Regions from separate parts of the Mus musculus genome. Here all the other regions are linked to region 2. A link is a loop called in an ENCODE intact Hi-C map of the cell type or tissue named here. Cell type or tissue: heart. All regions are shown on one strand.

Evidence for each region. Peaks named below come from ENCODE experiments on the same cell type or tissue, not always from the same donor. Only the 100,000 strongest peaks of a DNase experiment are listed, where the experiment ranks them.
Region 1: it touches region 2 in a loop (2.3-fold over the local background); 6 of 42 quality-filtered maps call a loop at or near these places.
Region 3: it touches region 2 in a loop (4-fold over the local background); 2 of 42 quality-filtered maps call a loop at or near these places.

Annotation. Positions count from the first base shown.
Region 1 is chr19:32,105,455-32,110,454 of GRCm38, forward strand. No RefSeq gene overlaps it. Among named protein-coding and RNA genes, the nearest start is that of Asah2, 4.8 kb to the left of the region's middle. RefSeq lists an enhancer at 1,197-2,864. In heart, a CTCF peak has its summit at 2,780; a DNase peak (open chromatin) is centred at 2,637; H3K4me3 peaks cover 1,519 bases; H3K27ac peaks cover 1,760 bases.
Region 2 is chr19:32,028,614-32,033,613 of GRCm38, forward strand. All of the region lies in intron 10 of Asah2 (N-acylsphingosine amidohydrolase 2), which reads right to left. Among named protein-coding and RNA genes, the nearest start is that of Asah2, 72 kb to the right of the region's middle. In heart, a CTCF peak has its summit at 2,023 (motif pointing left); no DNase peak of the experiment used is centred here.
Region 3 is chr19:32,483,703-32,488,702 of GRCm38, forward strand. It overlaps Minpp1 (multiple inositol polyphosphate histidine phosphatase 1), which reads left to right and starts at 2,067. Exons shown (of 5, transcript NM_010799.2): 1 at 2,067-2,857. The coding sequence starts at 2,239. In heart, a CTCF peak has its summit at 2,820; DNase peaks (open chromatin) are centred at 2,279 and 2,799; H3K4me3 peaks cover 3,299 bases; H3K27ac peaks cover 2,233 bases.

The DNA of each region.
Region 1 (5,000 bases), 77 kb after region 2:
AGAAGTTGCTCTAGGAATTTCTTGTAAAATTAAATATAAGCTCAGAAAGTTGGACATAGCTCTACTGAAAGATTCAGCAATACCACTCCTGGGCATATACGCAGAAGATGCTCCAACTTGTAATAAGGACACATGCTCCACTATGTTCATAGCAGCCTTATTTATAATAGCCAGAAGCTGGAAAGAACCCAGATGTCCCTCAACAGAGGAATGGATACAGAAAATTTACTCAGCTATTAAAAACAATGAATTCATGAAATTCTTAGACAAATGGATGGATCTGGAGGATATCCTAAGTAAGGTAACCCAATCACAAAAGAACACAAATGATATGTATTCACTGATAAGAGGATATTAGCCCAGAAGCTCAGAATACCCAAGATACAATTTCCAAAACACATGAAACTCAAGAAGAAGGAAGACCAAAGTGTGGGTACTTCGATCCTTCTCAGAAGGAGTAACAAAATACCCATGGAAGGAGTTACAGAGACAAAGTTTGGAGCAGAGACTGAAGGAATGACCATCCAGAGACTGCCCCACCTGGGGATCCATCCCATAAACAGCCACCAAACCCAGACACTATTGCAGATGTCAACAAGAGCTTGCTGACACGAGCCTGATATAGCTATCTTCTAAGAGGCTCTGCCAGTGCCTGGCAAATACAGAAGTGGATGCTCACAGCCATCCGTTAGACGGAGCATAGGGTTCCCAATGAAGGAGCTCGAGAAAGGACCCAAGGAGCTAAAGGGGTTTGCAGCCCCATAAGAGGAACAACAATATGAACGAACCAGTAACCCCAGAGCTCCCTGGGACTAAACCACCAATCAAAGAAAACACATGGTGGGACTCATGGCTCTTTTTATTAGATATTTTCTATGTAGCAGAGGATGGCCTAGTTGGTCATCAATGGGAGGAGAGGCCCTTGGTCCTGTGAAGGTTCTATGCCCCAGTATAGAGAAACACCTGGGTCAGGAAGCAGGAGTTGGGTAGTGGGGGGAGGGGGAGAGGATAGGGGATTTTCAGAGGGGAAACTAGGAAAGGGGATAACATTTGAAATGTAAATAAAGAAAATATCTAATAAAAAAGGAAAAAAATTAAATATAAGTCTACCACCACAGCCCATCAATTCACACCTCCATATTTATCCACAGGAAAACACACACACATGCATCCCAGCCTGGGCACTGTATGCTTATGCAGGGATATTCTTGGCTGCTTTATTCATACCAATACTCACCAAGAGTTGAGCTGTGGCATGCTTGTTCAATTTGTTACTACTCCCTAACAGAAAGAGTGAATTGTACACACACACACACTTAAATGTAACTGTGATCCAAGAGCTGGCAGAAAGAACTTCAGAGAAGAAGAATATTCATTCCATGATCCTTTGGCCCTACGCCTTTATACAGGATGTCATGGCATGGGGAGTGTGGAAGGGAAGCATTACTCACTTCCAGGGCAATCAGGAAGCAAAAAGAAAGGAAATATGGACATTGAGATACCTTCCTCACTTTCCATTGTGTCAGGGTTCCCATGTCATGGGCTAGCGCTGCTCACAGTCAGCCCTAAGAGGTCTTCTCTGGGAAAGCCTTCATATATACACCCACAGCTATTTCCTCAGAGACCCATTTGCAACTCCTGAGAGAGAGAGAGAGAGAGAGAGAGAGAGAGAGAGATCTCCTGCCAGGTAGAGTCAAGGCAGCTCTGGGCCTACAACCCAGGCTCAAGGCTAGGGACTGAAGATTCTATTGACCTTGGTGGAAGAACAGAAAGGTTTGGAGATGGAACCAAATGTCTTGTGTACATTTTAGCAAAATTGTTTCTGTTATCTTGTGTCTTTGCCTCCCATGGCCCTGTAGTATAAAAAGGCTATGAGAAATACATTTGCTACTGACTGGTATTTACCAGTGTTCTCCCGTACCCGTCTCTTTCTTCTTCCTATCTTTCTATCTTTCCCCCCTTCCCCATCAGAGGACTTTGCAACGTCAGGACCAGTGCAGTGTGGTGTCTCAAACAGAGGTCAGCTCTGAGAGTATAGGGGATTAAGTGGGGGAAATCCGGAGCACTCCGAAAAGGTAAAGGTATGTTGAGAATTTCCTCCGAGGTACAGACATGGGAGAATACAGATAATTGGAAAAAACTGAGGAGATCGTAAAAAGTAAAAGTCCAGGGGAAAAAGTGGGAAATGGAAACGGCCGTACGCTTCTTGAAGTAAACATGCTATGCCATATGCTTGGTTAAAGTGGAGCAACAGCAATCACATAATTGTTTTAGATCTTGTAGTGAACGGTTGTCCTTGGTTTCCTGAGGAAGGTACAATAAAGTTAGCAACCTGGAAGAAGGTTGGGGAAAGACTTCAAGTTATTACCATGTGCATGGACCAGGTAAAGTGCCTGTAGATACCTTTAGCCTTTGAACCTTGATAAGAGTTAGGAGAAGTGGCTTTTGGAGAGGCCAACCCGGTCCGAAAGAGATGGAAACAGAAAGTAAGCTGTTCCGGAGTGGCTCAGGAGGCTCGCAGCGGGCGGGCGGGCGGGCCGCTGGTCTCCCGTCTCCAGCAGGCCCAGCTCGGTGCTTGCTCTCTGCCCGGGCGTCCACAGACCCCTGGGGCAGGCAGGGGTGGAGATGGCGGCAGCGGCGAGACGGGGGAGAGAAAAGGCTCCGCGATTGAGCCGGGAGAGAGAAGTGGCGCAGGAGAGAGCACAGGACCCCGCAGCCCGAGCGAGCGAGCGGCCTCCTGGAGCGCTCTCGCCCCTCCCTTTTCCTGCAGCTCCCTCCTCCTCCAGAGGCAGCAGGCCACCAGCTCCAGGCTCACAGCTCAGGCACTGACAAGCAGTAAGGAGTCCTGATTTCCACGGAGAGGGCCTCAAATTTACATTATGGAAACTAACATATATCATACAAGCAAGTCAGGGATTATGTACATTGAAACATGTCTAGTCTATAAAGTTTATGTTTTATTTGTGTCCTTAGTAACTATATACATATTTACTACATCCATATTCACACATGCATGTGTGTATATAAATTATTCACATTAAAAATAAATTATACGTTGAATAGAAGTTATACAAAATAAATACAGATTATATACGGTAAATATAAATTATATACACTGAATGTGATTTATATACATTATAACTGCATACATTATATACAATGAATAAAAATCATGTACACTGAATAAATATTAATGATATATTTTAAATGAAAATGATGTACATTAGGTGAAAATTAGATATGTTAAAATATGAACTATATATAAGTTAAATCTATAAAATATGAGTTATAATCTATATAAAATACATAATTTCATATTTCCTCAAGGACAGGGAATTATGGAATGAGCCCCTGGAGATCTAAAAAATCATTTGTGACCCCTTAATGCATATAGTTCCTCGTGTTGTAGTGACCCTCTCCCATAAAATTATTTTTGCTGCTACTTCATAACTGTAACTGTAATTTTGCTACTGCTGTGAATGGTAACATAAATACCTGTGCTTTCCAACTGTCCTAGGCCATCCCTGAGAAAATTTCGGGCGACACCTTCAAAGGAATTGCAACCCACAAGTTGAGAACCACTGACCTAGGAGATTGTTGATAGCGGTGTACTGGTCCAACCAGTACGAACTCAAACAGTCCTGTGTGTGTGTGTGTGTGTGTGTGTGTGTGTGTGTGTGTGTGTATGACACTTACCATAGATGAATATATAAATATAAGCAGAGTAAAATAAACCAGATGTCGAGAATACTTATTGAATACATGGTATTATGGGAAAGTCGTGGAGGGGTAGATACATATCTCAGTGGTAGAGCATTTGCCTAATCCTACCACAGTAAAAAAGAAGGAAAATAAATATGTGGCTATCATTGCTGTACTAAAGCACCATGACCAGAAACAACTTGGGGAGTAAGGGGTCTATTCAGTTTACATACCCTGGATTACAATCCACTGACAATGTATCAAATAGGACATGATCCCTCAAGGGATGGTGAGGGTAAGATTTTCATTGTAGATAAGAGGGAGAGTGAAGTCTTTCTCATATCTTCAATACAACATAAAGAATCCCTCATATCTACAATCAAATATGCACCAGAGGAAGAGTCCAGAGCAGGGAGAGAAAGTAGTAGACCAAACATGGCCAGGAGACTGATCCAGACCATGAGAGGGCGTGGGGAGAGGGGGACCAAGAGAGGAAGACAAAAGAGAGAGGGAGCCAAGAGAACCCATGGCGGAGATGGCAGAGGAAGGAGAATCTGAGGAAAGGGAACCCTGCGAGCTGGGGAAGTGTAGGGTAGCCCATGGGGTGAGAACCCCAAGATGCCAGAATAACTGGCATTTATGATGCTGAGAGTTAGGAGGCCAGCATGGGCTTTGATATGCTAATAGGCACCAGACTTAGCTATTTGTCCCAGTTCTTTGGACCCCAGCAGGAACTCATTCTGGGTGGAAACCTGGAGGCAGGAACTGATGCAGAGGCCTTGGTGCTGCTTACTGGCTTGCACCTTCTGGCTTGCTCAGCCTGCTTTGGCATGGAACCCAGGCCAGCTCACCTGCAACAGGCTGGGCCTTCCCTTATCAGCCACTGATTAAGAGCATGTCCTACAGAATTACATACAGCCTGATCGTGTGGAAATATTTTCCTAACTAAGGTCCCCTCTTCTCAGATGAGTCTCCTTGCCTGAAGGTGACATAAAAACTAGCAAGCATGGTAGTAGAAACAAATAGTGGGACTTTACCTCAGCTCTTCATGGCTAGTCAAGGTTGACTGGAAAAGGTAAAGGAAACTTTCTCATGAGATAGCATTATTTGATATCATGATAGATGTTTGGGTTATATAAATGCATACATTTCTCAAACAGCTTATTTGCATATTTTATCATTAAATTGTGAATATACATTTTTTTCCTGAAAACACTGGGTCTTATTGATTAATGTTGGTCATAGATGCCACAGTAGAGATGATGTTAAGCCTTCCTTTCCCTAAGGAGCAGAGGGGT
Region 2 (5,000 bases):
GAGAAATGCTTCAGAACATGTGGTAATGGACTCTCGAAGGAAATGAAATGGTTCATGCAAAGGCTACAGATGTGAAGAGATGTGTCCAGAGAATGGGCAGGTGAGCAGGGGGCAAAGCAGAAGAGGCTGGACAAAGGGGAGTAGCCACTGGACAAGGCAGACCACCCAAATGTCAAGCCACTGAAGCCCAAAGGATAACTGTCACTGTGTTAATTCTCAAGGAATGCACACCTTGTTGTGTTTTCTGCATCAAGGAAGTCACAATTACCCACACTAATGCCTGTGGAGAAATCAACTGCTAAGAATTTCTCTTGATTAGAATACAGATTTAATTTATTTATTTCATCTACTTTCGGGGTTAGAAGATCTGCTCACTTGCAATAAGTATTCAAACTGTCATCTGAATTGTAGAAAAAGAAGATATATTATTTTTCTTCTCTCCCCTTTGAAACGTATGCTATTAAAATGCTGGTGTGTCACAACATCTAAAGCACTACGGTAGTAGTGAATATTGATAAACACATACAGAGACAGTCACATTAGCTTTGAATGGCCATATGGCTACAATTCATTTTATCTGTTAGAAAGAATATTCTTTAAAGCAAAGTTCCAATGAGAGGAGGAAAAACTTAGTTTCTCAGAAGGCGTTCAAATGAGACATACAAGGATGAAAATGTTCCTGGTGGGAAATGCTTTAAAAATGAGGGTGACATCATACCCAACTGTCAGAAAGGACAGGGAACGCTATTCAAGTCACTGTAATGCAATCAAGAGCCTTCCCAGAGAGCAAATCCCAGGGAGCACTTCCACTACAAACCTCTTCGCTACAAAGCTCACTACAAAATCCCAGAGACGGAAAAGCGATAAACTTCAGCTGGATTTATAAATAAAGAAGCATCATAATAAGACAGCATAAATAAGTTTTTCTCCTGAACAAATAAGACATTGGAGGAGGAAGACCCTGGAGTTAAGGACTGAATATGAAATGTGTTTCTACTCTGGAAAGCTCTTAAATATTCTAAAACAATAACAAGCCTAGCAAAAGTTCCATTCACAGCTCTGGGCCTAGGGAATAAACTTTATATAAACTGTACCCTGTGTAGCAGGTACAGACAGGGGGCCCCTGGGAACATAACTCCAGTCTCTCTTAGTTCACTGAGTCGGAAACCTCAGTCAGTCCAGAAAAGGCAAAAAGAAGGAATGGATTGGTAAGACATCTTGCAAGAGCCTCTGTACTAGCTGTAGGCCAATCCAGACTAAATGTTCACAGACAAGGAAATGACATTCAAAAGTTGAGTTCATGAAGTTTCATGGGAACTCTTTGAACAATACAAAAAGTTATCCTGAGTTTATAATCAAAGTAAAGCTTCAATAAGACCACACCTGCTTAGCACGGGCCCTAAATCTGATGGCTGACATACTTAAACAATAGAAAAAAACAGAACAAACAAACAATATGAAGCAATGCCCAGAGCCTAAAGGAAACATGACATGAGGATGAAGGACACCCTGGAGTGCTGTGTCCACAGGCGAGAAAGCCAAGGATTGACGGCCACCAGTAAAAGCTAAGAACAGCCGGGCACAGATTCTCCCTCAAAGGAAGGAACTAACCCCATCAATGCCTTGGTTTTGGATTTCTGATCTCCTGATGTATTAGAGAACAAGATAAAAGTCCCTCTATCCATGATTAGCCTCCAAGAGAAAGTAATACACAGAGTATATATTATAGTGGCTAAGATACCAACTCCAGAGTGAGGGTCAAGCAGCATTCACTAATTTGAACCAGAGCTTTTAATGTCTGTAACAGAAATCATAAGTGCTTGAGATAATATCTACCTCTGAGGGTACTATTACTGATAGTCTGGTAATGATGATCATGAAGAAAACACAAAAATCCATGAGCATAGATATTTGTAGGACTGATAGTATTAATGCAATGTTAAAATAAGCAGTGAGTGAATTACACATGCCACCCATGTATGTTAAAATGATTACATGAGGAAACTCTGCCCTCTAGTGGCAGAGATTGGATGCTCATTAAATACCCATAAGCACGTTCATTTCCCAAGCTAACTTGAAGGGTGGGGCATGTGAACCTTTTTGACTAATGATAAGCTTGCAGAAGGACCAATCAATAATCACTAGATTTCCATAAACCATCACTGTGTTAAGCTACTGGAGTTTCATGCCCTGCCTGTTGTGGTATTTGACATGAGTTATTTTAACGAAGACACCTGTGTCACCTCCCTTACAATTCTTACCTCACCCCACTGGAAAATTTGGGGGAAAGAGAAGAAAAGATGGCTCAGTGAAGGATACCGGAAGCATTATTTGGACCATAATTGGACTCAAATGGAACCGAACTCTTTCTATAATACTCAGATAAGGGAAAGACAATGAGCTGTGGTCAAAGGAGGCTTTCTGGGTTTACTGATGACAGCATCTTCCGAGTAGTTTCACATCCCCACATCTGAGGAGAGACAGACACTCTTCACTAGCCCTTTTCTTCATCCTCAAAAAATCCTGCCCAAGAAATGCCTTTGCAATGATGATGTTAGGGAGACGCTTCGCTGGTGGATTCTATCCTTATGATATGACCAAGAAATCCACAAAGGAAAACTAGGAAGCTGTCAGCAATGGTGTTCTGTGGAAATTCAGCCCAGCTAGGAAATGAAGAAAGCTGGAGGAAAACAACAGAGTTTTGACTTTGCTGAGTCTATTTCTTGTTAGGAATTGTGATGAATGATGTCACTGGCCTAGCAAGAATCAGGCTATGCTCTGATGTACATTTACATCGGGAACACAAGGAGGGGGACGCATGCAGACTGCTCGGCAGCACTGGATAGTTAGAGCTCGAAAGTTAAGTATCCCCTTGGAAGTCCAACTTCAAGTCTGCCCTCAGGTTCCAACTTCAAGGAAAGAGCTGAAGGAAATCTTTGGCAAATGCAGATTAGCTGAAGAGTTGTTATCACAATGACTAGACACATACATTCCCACATAATGCGATGCTTACATTTCAATTACAAAATATAATGGAATGTATTCTCTTATGAACATTATATATATACATATACATATGTATATGTATATATATATGAATACTATGAAAAAATTTAACTGGTAATATAAAACACTAATATTAAAACATATCCATAAGTTATTGCTTAATAAAAATAAGTAAAACTTTATATATAATAAAATCCTACCTTATAAATTAACAAATTAGCAAAAGTTTAAATGACTATGCCACAAAATGTTCACAAAAGCTGTCTCTAATCCTCAAGATTAACAGATGACTTTTTATTTAAATTATTTCCTTTAGGGCTCAGAATTTGAAAACTATGTGTGCATGAAAGTCTTTTAAATAACAAGAAACTGTGGCCACCACTAGGACAATGTCACTGCTAAAAATCATAGGACCAAAGCAAGAGAAATATGTCCTGGTTATTAAGGCTGGGGTGGCAAAGTCTTATGAGACAAGAGATACAGTTACCCTGAGTGGATCACTGAGAACTACAATCTGCCATGTAAAGGCAGCTTTTAAATCTTCCCCAGTTCAAAAGAGTGCGATGAGACAGGAGTAAAGCACTGTGGACAAGAAACATATCACACACAATAGGAGGCACATGAAAGTCAGGCTACAGAATGATCACTTCCTGGGATGAGACTGACCACACCCGTGGGATGCTGGAGTGCTCAAGTTTACAGCAAAGACGGACAACAGTTAGAAGCAGCAGTGCCTCACGCAAAGGGAAAAAGGAAGGTTGAAAAAATGATTTTTCAAAACCACATTGAAATGTCTGCCCCGCTTAATTAATTATATTTAATAAAACTGCACAGATTTTGAGGCAAAAATATATATAAGATATGAAGAGGGTTGCCACAAGATTTAGTGAGCACCAAACTCTGTTCAACCATCGCAGTGTGAGAATGAGCAGTATCTATATTTTTCATGGAATTTGAAAGTTTTAGTGCTTGCTGAGTGAAATCAGGTAAGCACCCACCCTTACCATATGTCTTTTTGTTCACACTTATTTTATTTTTTTTTACAATTGTTTTTGTATAGGAAGATTAACTCTTACCACATTGGGCTTATGGTAAGATAATTATGTGATTTAAAAAAAAACCATTTCCTGCCTGCTTTTCTAAATTCTTCATGTTCCTTATGGTGAAAACATTTTCTTTCCATACTGAAAAAAAAAAAATGAAATTTGTGTGGAGGAAAACAAAACAACCCCCCCCCCACAGATTTCTTCTGGTTAGGAACTTTCCCAGAAATCAATGATTAGATAAGTTCAAGGTCTCTTGTCATCTGGTTTTTATGGTTTTGATTTCTGGAGCTGGGACGCATTCTGTTATCAGTCAAGGGTCATTACTCTGGCATCTGAAAGTCCTTACCAAGCACCCTCCCATTCCAAGAGGTAGCAGACCTAGCAGCAGGCACGCAGTCACCTTGACTTCACTGGAGAAGAGCAAGGCACAGAAGGAAGAACAGGGCAGAGAGCCAGTGCTGGCTTTCAGAGCTACTCAGAAAAGAGTAGGACAGGAAAGACCCACAAGGACAGAGATCAGAGCTTCCCAAAGCAGGGCTAGCGCTGGTGGAGACGATTAAGATGGGGTAACATGGGAGAAAAAAAATGAAGATGGGTTAGCATGGTGGTTGCCTGCAATAGTAGCACCGGGAAGTCTGAGCCAAGAAGATCATACCTTTGAGGACTGGGCTACACATGGGACCCTGTTTCAATACTTTAAAAATGGTTTCTTGAAAAGATGCCGAGCTCCAGACAGCCGGCCACCTTCCTGGTGAGAGCACGGGGGTCTGCCCGGCCTGAGAGGTTTGTGGCACAGGCGCCGGCGGGAGCCTTCTTGGCTCCGGGACTCCGCGGAGGGCAGGCTGCACGGGTGACCGTGTGGAATACAGAGTGCCAGCCGTTTCTGGGACGGGCGAGAGTCGCAGAGCTTCTGGGCGGCGCCATCTTCAGCTCCAGACAACCAGCCAC
Region 3 (5,000 bases), 460 kb after region 2:
TCCATCAAAGTATGACTAGCATCAAGAAAACAAATGACACCACATGATGGCTAGGGTGAAGCAAAAAAGGAATCCGTGTCAGGGTGGGTTGAAGTGTAAACTGATGTAGCCATTATAGTGTAGCTGCAAAACAGAACTACTGTGTATCCCAGGTATACACTCAGGTATTCACCTAAAGGCGTCCACACCCTACTATGGAGATGCTTGCTCTGCCATACTTATAGTAGCTCTAGTCACAATTACAAGGAAATGAAATCAGTCTATATTTCCATCAACAGATAAATAACAACAGTACTTATATACACTGGGATTTTACTCACCCATATAGAAAAATGAAATTTTCCCAAAAACTGATAGAACTGGAAGACATTTAGGCTTAAAAAAGCAAACACATTCTCTCTCATGTTTGGATTTTAGTGTATATATGTGAGTGCTTGTTGACACTAGGAAACTAAAAAGGGGCCCAGGAAGAACAAAGGAAACTTTGTAAGGGTGAGGAGTGGGCATGGTTCTAGAACACATTTGATAAGGAATGAGGGACACTGGGAAAGGGCTTAAGTAGGGGATCCAAGCTGGGCCATGGAGGAGAGGTCAGGGCTGGAGGAGGTTCAGCAAAAACTAAGCATGTATGAAAAGGGCACAAGGAAACCTACTGCTTTGTAAACTATCAAAGTACAATTGAAAAAAATGTCTTATACTGAAAACAAATAACAACGCAAGCACCTTAGTCTATAAGGTGTAAGGCTTAAAATTCAATGAATACTAATTTAAGTAACCTCCTGTGAAAAGTAAGACTGGTCACGAATTTTTAGTCATTTAAACACTACAAAATGACATATCAAAAAAAAAAAAAAAAGCACAGTTCTGTTAGAATTCCCCCACTCCTGAGCCTTAAAATTTCAGCATTCAAGTTGGAATTTACTCTGGATTTTTATAACATTTTCTTCTTGGTCAGTGCTTAACAGTACAATTTTCTGTACCATTAAGTACAGATGGTAACTGTCCTTATGAGAAAGATCCAATGTGGCCAATGTGGTTAAAATCTCCTTGGGTTTGGATCATTTTATCATTTAATAATCTTCCTTAATTGTCATACATACTGAGGTTTGGGTAGGAAAAAAACAAACAAACAAGGTATTTAGATTCAAGATTTTTGAGTCCAAGATTCGGAGCTATGTGGCCTGACAGACACTCAACTGTTGGGGTTGACTCAGTGACTGAGTGCTTAATGGTTTTGAAAAAGACCCCAGTTTAGTTTACAGTACACATGACAGCTCACAACAGCCTGAAACTCCCGTTCTAGGGACTCCAACGCTTTATTCTAGCCTTCGTGGGCTCACAAATGTTGTACATATAGTCATGCTAGTTCACACATGCACATTTTAAAATCTCAACTGATTTGCATATCTAACTACATGGGAGAATATGGGTGTTTCCTCCATACAGTGATGAGGTCATATTTAATAATGGAGTGCATCTGTGAGGCCATGATTCAGTGTGCTCAAATTATAAGGACGGCTGTTTCTATTCTCTCAATGGCCTTTGGCATAAACAAGCTTACAATCTTGAGGTGGTGTGTCAGCTCTAGCCTACATTAAAATCATACTTAAATTGAAGCCCAGGGCTTAAATTTCTGAAGGAATAAGCCCCTTTCTAAATTCATGGCTCTGAGGTGTCCTGCTTATTTTCAAACTCTTAACAAGAGGGTCGGGGGAGGGCGTGTGCTTCAGGAGGTATCTTGTAAGCAAAGGCCACAGACGTTCTTTCTCGAGGGATCTTGAGACTGATCGTTCAGGGGCCACATGTTGAAAACACACCGTAAGGGACAAAAGCCATCTCCTATAGCTTCTCTTTTGGTAGAAGCCGGGCTACCTACTAGAAAAAGGAAAGGATTCATGTGTGCTCTTTTACCACACCGAAAAACCTAAACAGCTCAGGAATCTTTGAATCGGTTCCTGAGGCGCCAAGCTGCCGGACAGTCGCCCACGCTCCGGGTCAACTGACGCCGGCTCCACCTGCGCCCGGTGTCACACGCTCGTCGGAGGTTTCCGCCTCTCCACTTGTCCACACCGAAGCTCCGAGACGATCGGCCACACTCGCTCGGTGACAGCACCGGAGACCACGCTTGCCTTCTGAGGTTCCCGGGCCGGAAGTGCGCTCTGCTCCCGCCCCCGCCGGCGGATCCGGAAGTGGGGGTCGGCAAGCGGCGCGCCGCCCTCCGCGGGGCCCCCGGGCACGATGCTTCGCGGCGCGCGCAGCCACCTCCCGGCCTCGGTAGCGCCCGCCGCGGTCCTGGCTGCGGCGCTGCTCTCGTCGTTCGCGCGCTGCTCTCTCCCGGGGCGCGGCGACCCGGTGGCTTCGGTGCTCAGCCCCTACTTCGGCACGAAGACACGCTACGAAGATGCCAACCCCTGGCTGCTGGTCGATCCGGTGGCGCCGCGGCGGGACCCGGAGCTGCTGGCGGGGACCTGCACCCCGGTGCAGCTGGTCGCCCTCATCCGTCACGGCACCCGCTACCCTACGACCAAGCAGATCCGCAAGCTGAAGCAGCTGCAGGGGCTGCTGCAGACCCGCGAGTCCCGGGATGGCGGGAGCCAAGTGGCCGCCGCGCTGGCCGAGTGGCCGCTGTGGTACGGTGACTGGATGGACGGGCAGCTGGTGGAGAAGGGGCGGCAGGACATGCGACAGCTGGCCCTGCGTCTGGCTGCCCTCTTCCCAGACCTCTTCAGCCGGGAGAACTACGACCGCCTGCGGCTGATCACCAGCTCCAAGCACCGCTGTGTGGACAGCAGCGCCGCCTTCCTCCAGGGGTTGTGGCAGCATTACCACCCAGGACTGCCACCTCCCGACGTCTCAGGTGACAGCGCGCTCCGCCTTCCCTAGACTGCGGACTCCCTCATCCAGCCTCCCCTCGTGTCCCTTTTTGTCACCTCCCTTTCCCGCTTGCGTTCTCGGGACCCAGGATGTGGACTTGGTTGTCTCTGTTGTTTTAGTAATACGCTTGTCCATTCACTCATCAGGTGTGAATTCCTAGCATTTTCTGCGCAAGAGTGCAGTAGGGGACGCTGGAGACCCAGCTAGAAGGAGGGGAAAGAAAGTATCGCTTCTCGTTTTACATTCCACATTCCCAAATCGCGTTATCCCCCCGAGTGCCAACCTAGCTTCTTTTCCCTTCCTGGCAAGTAGTTTAACACCTGGGCGCACTTAATAATATAGAACTTTCTTCCTCCCAAACTGCTTGTGAGAATTGGGAGTTTTGTTGTTTTGTTTTTTTGACACAGGGTTTCTCAGCCCTGGTTGTCCTGGACTCGCTTTGTAGGCTATGCTGGCTTCACAGAGATCCACCTGCCTCTGCCTCCTGAGGGCTGGGATCACAGGACTTTTGGCTTTTTTGTTGTTGTTGTTGTTAACAACATCTTTTCCTGTGTTTCGACATTTACAAGGATTTTTTAGGAAGCTGCTCCTCAAAGCCTCTTTAAGCCTTACTTAGGGTTAGGGTACCCTGTTTCGTTCTTGTGTTTGCTGTAGTTTCCCTTGTTGTAGCTGTGGTCCGTAGTCACATGTATATTACCTCACCTACTTATTCCATTATTATACGGCTTCGGGATTTCGGGGCACAAGTAGTGGAATCCTCATTTCACAGGTGAAGAAGCCAAGAGTGTGTCCCCTTCATCACCCTTATATAGTGGTGAACTAGTCAGGCCCAGTATCCAGATTTGTGGCTTTTCTAGAGTGGTGAGTTTTCCTTCGGAAAATGTTTTAGCTGTTGCGGCAAACGGTAACGCTTTCTGTGTGCCGAGCATCCTGTACACTGGGCACTTAACACTGCTTTATGAAGTTGCTAAGTGTGTCCCCTGCCAATCTCACGCACAAGAAATGAAGCAAAAGGTACCAAATAATTTGCAGATTTTCATACAGTTAGACAAGGACCTAGGGAATCTTATATAGAGCTTGCTCTCAACGCTATGCATACGGCTTCCCTGTAAGATAACTTGAAGAAAATAGCGTGGGGGTTAGGAGTGGATAAGTGTTAGCAACTGCTTATCAGTTTGAGCCTCAGAGAACTGAAGCAAGGACATTAGCCGACAAAGACTCAAACAACAGAAAAATTCAGTTTCCCATTTCTCCCCTAATACTTAAAAACCTCTTAGAGATTTCCACATGGTTGTGTGTTGTGTTACTAATTTGAATAACTCAACTGGCTGATGTATGTATGTATGTATGCTTATTTGTTGAGTATGCTTTTTAATTATGGCTACTTTTTTTTTCTCATTAGATTGAGTGAACATCTTCCTAAATCCATTCAAATGAACTTGAGTGTCAAAACTAGAACATTTAAAGTAGCACAACAGGGCTGCTGAGATGGCTCAGCAGGTTCAGGGGCTTGCAGCCACGCCTGACGCCCTGTGTCGGGTCCCTGGGTGCATGTTGTGAAAGGGAGAACTGAGTCATGCTAGTTGCACACTAAATGAACACCAATAAATCTCTTTTTTTCCAATTTTTTATTAGATATTTTCTTCATTTACATTTCATATACTATCCGGAAAGTCCCTTATACCCTCCCCCCGCCCTGCTCCCCTACCCACTCACTCCCTCTTCTTTGTCCTGGTGTTCCCCTGTACTGGGGCATATAAAGTTTGCAAGACCAATGGGCCTCTCTTCCCAATGATGGCCAACTAGGCCATCCTCTGCTACATATGCAGCTAGAGACATGAACTCTGGGGGTACTGGTTAGTTCATATTGTTGTTCCACCTATAGGGTTGCAGACCCCTTCAGCTCCTTGGGTACTTTCTCGAGCTGCTCCATCGGGGGCCCTGTGTTCCATCCAATAGGTGACTGTGAGCATCCACTTCTGTGTTTGCCAGACACTAAAAGCACAATGTACACTGTGTAAAAATATATTGGACCTCGTAGGCTAAATGAATTTCTGTCTCAGATTGTATTGCCAGAGATCAGAACAGCTCAGGGTAAAGCTGTCCCTCATTGTTTCAGTCACAGA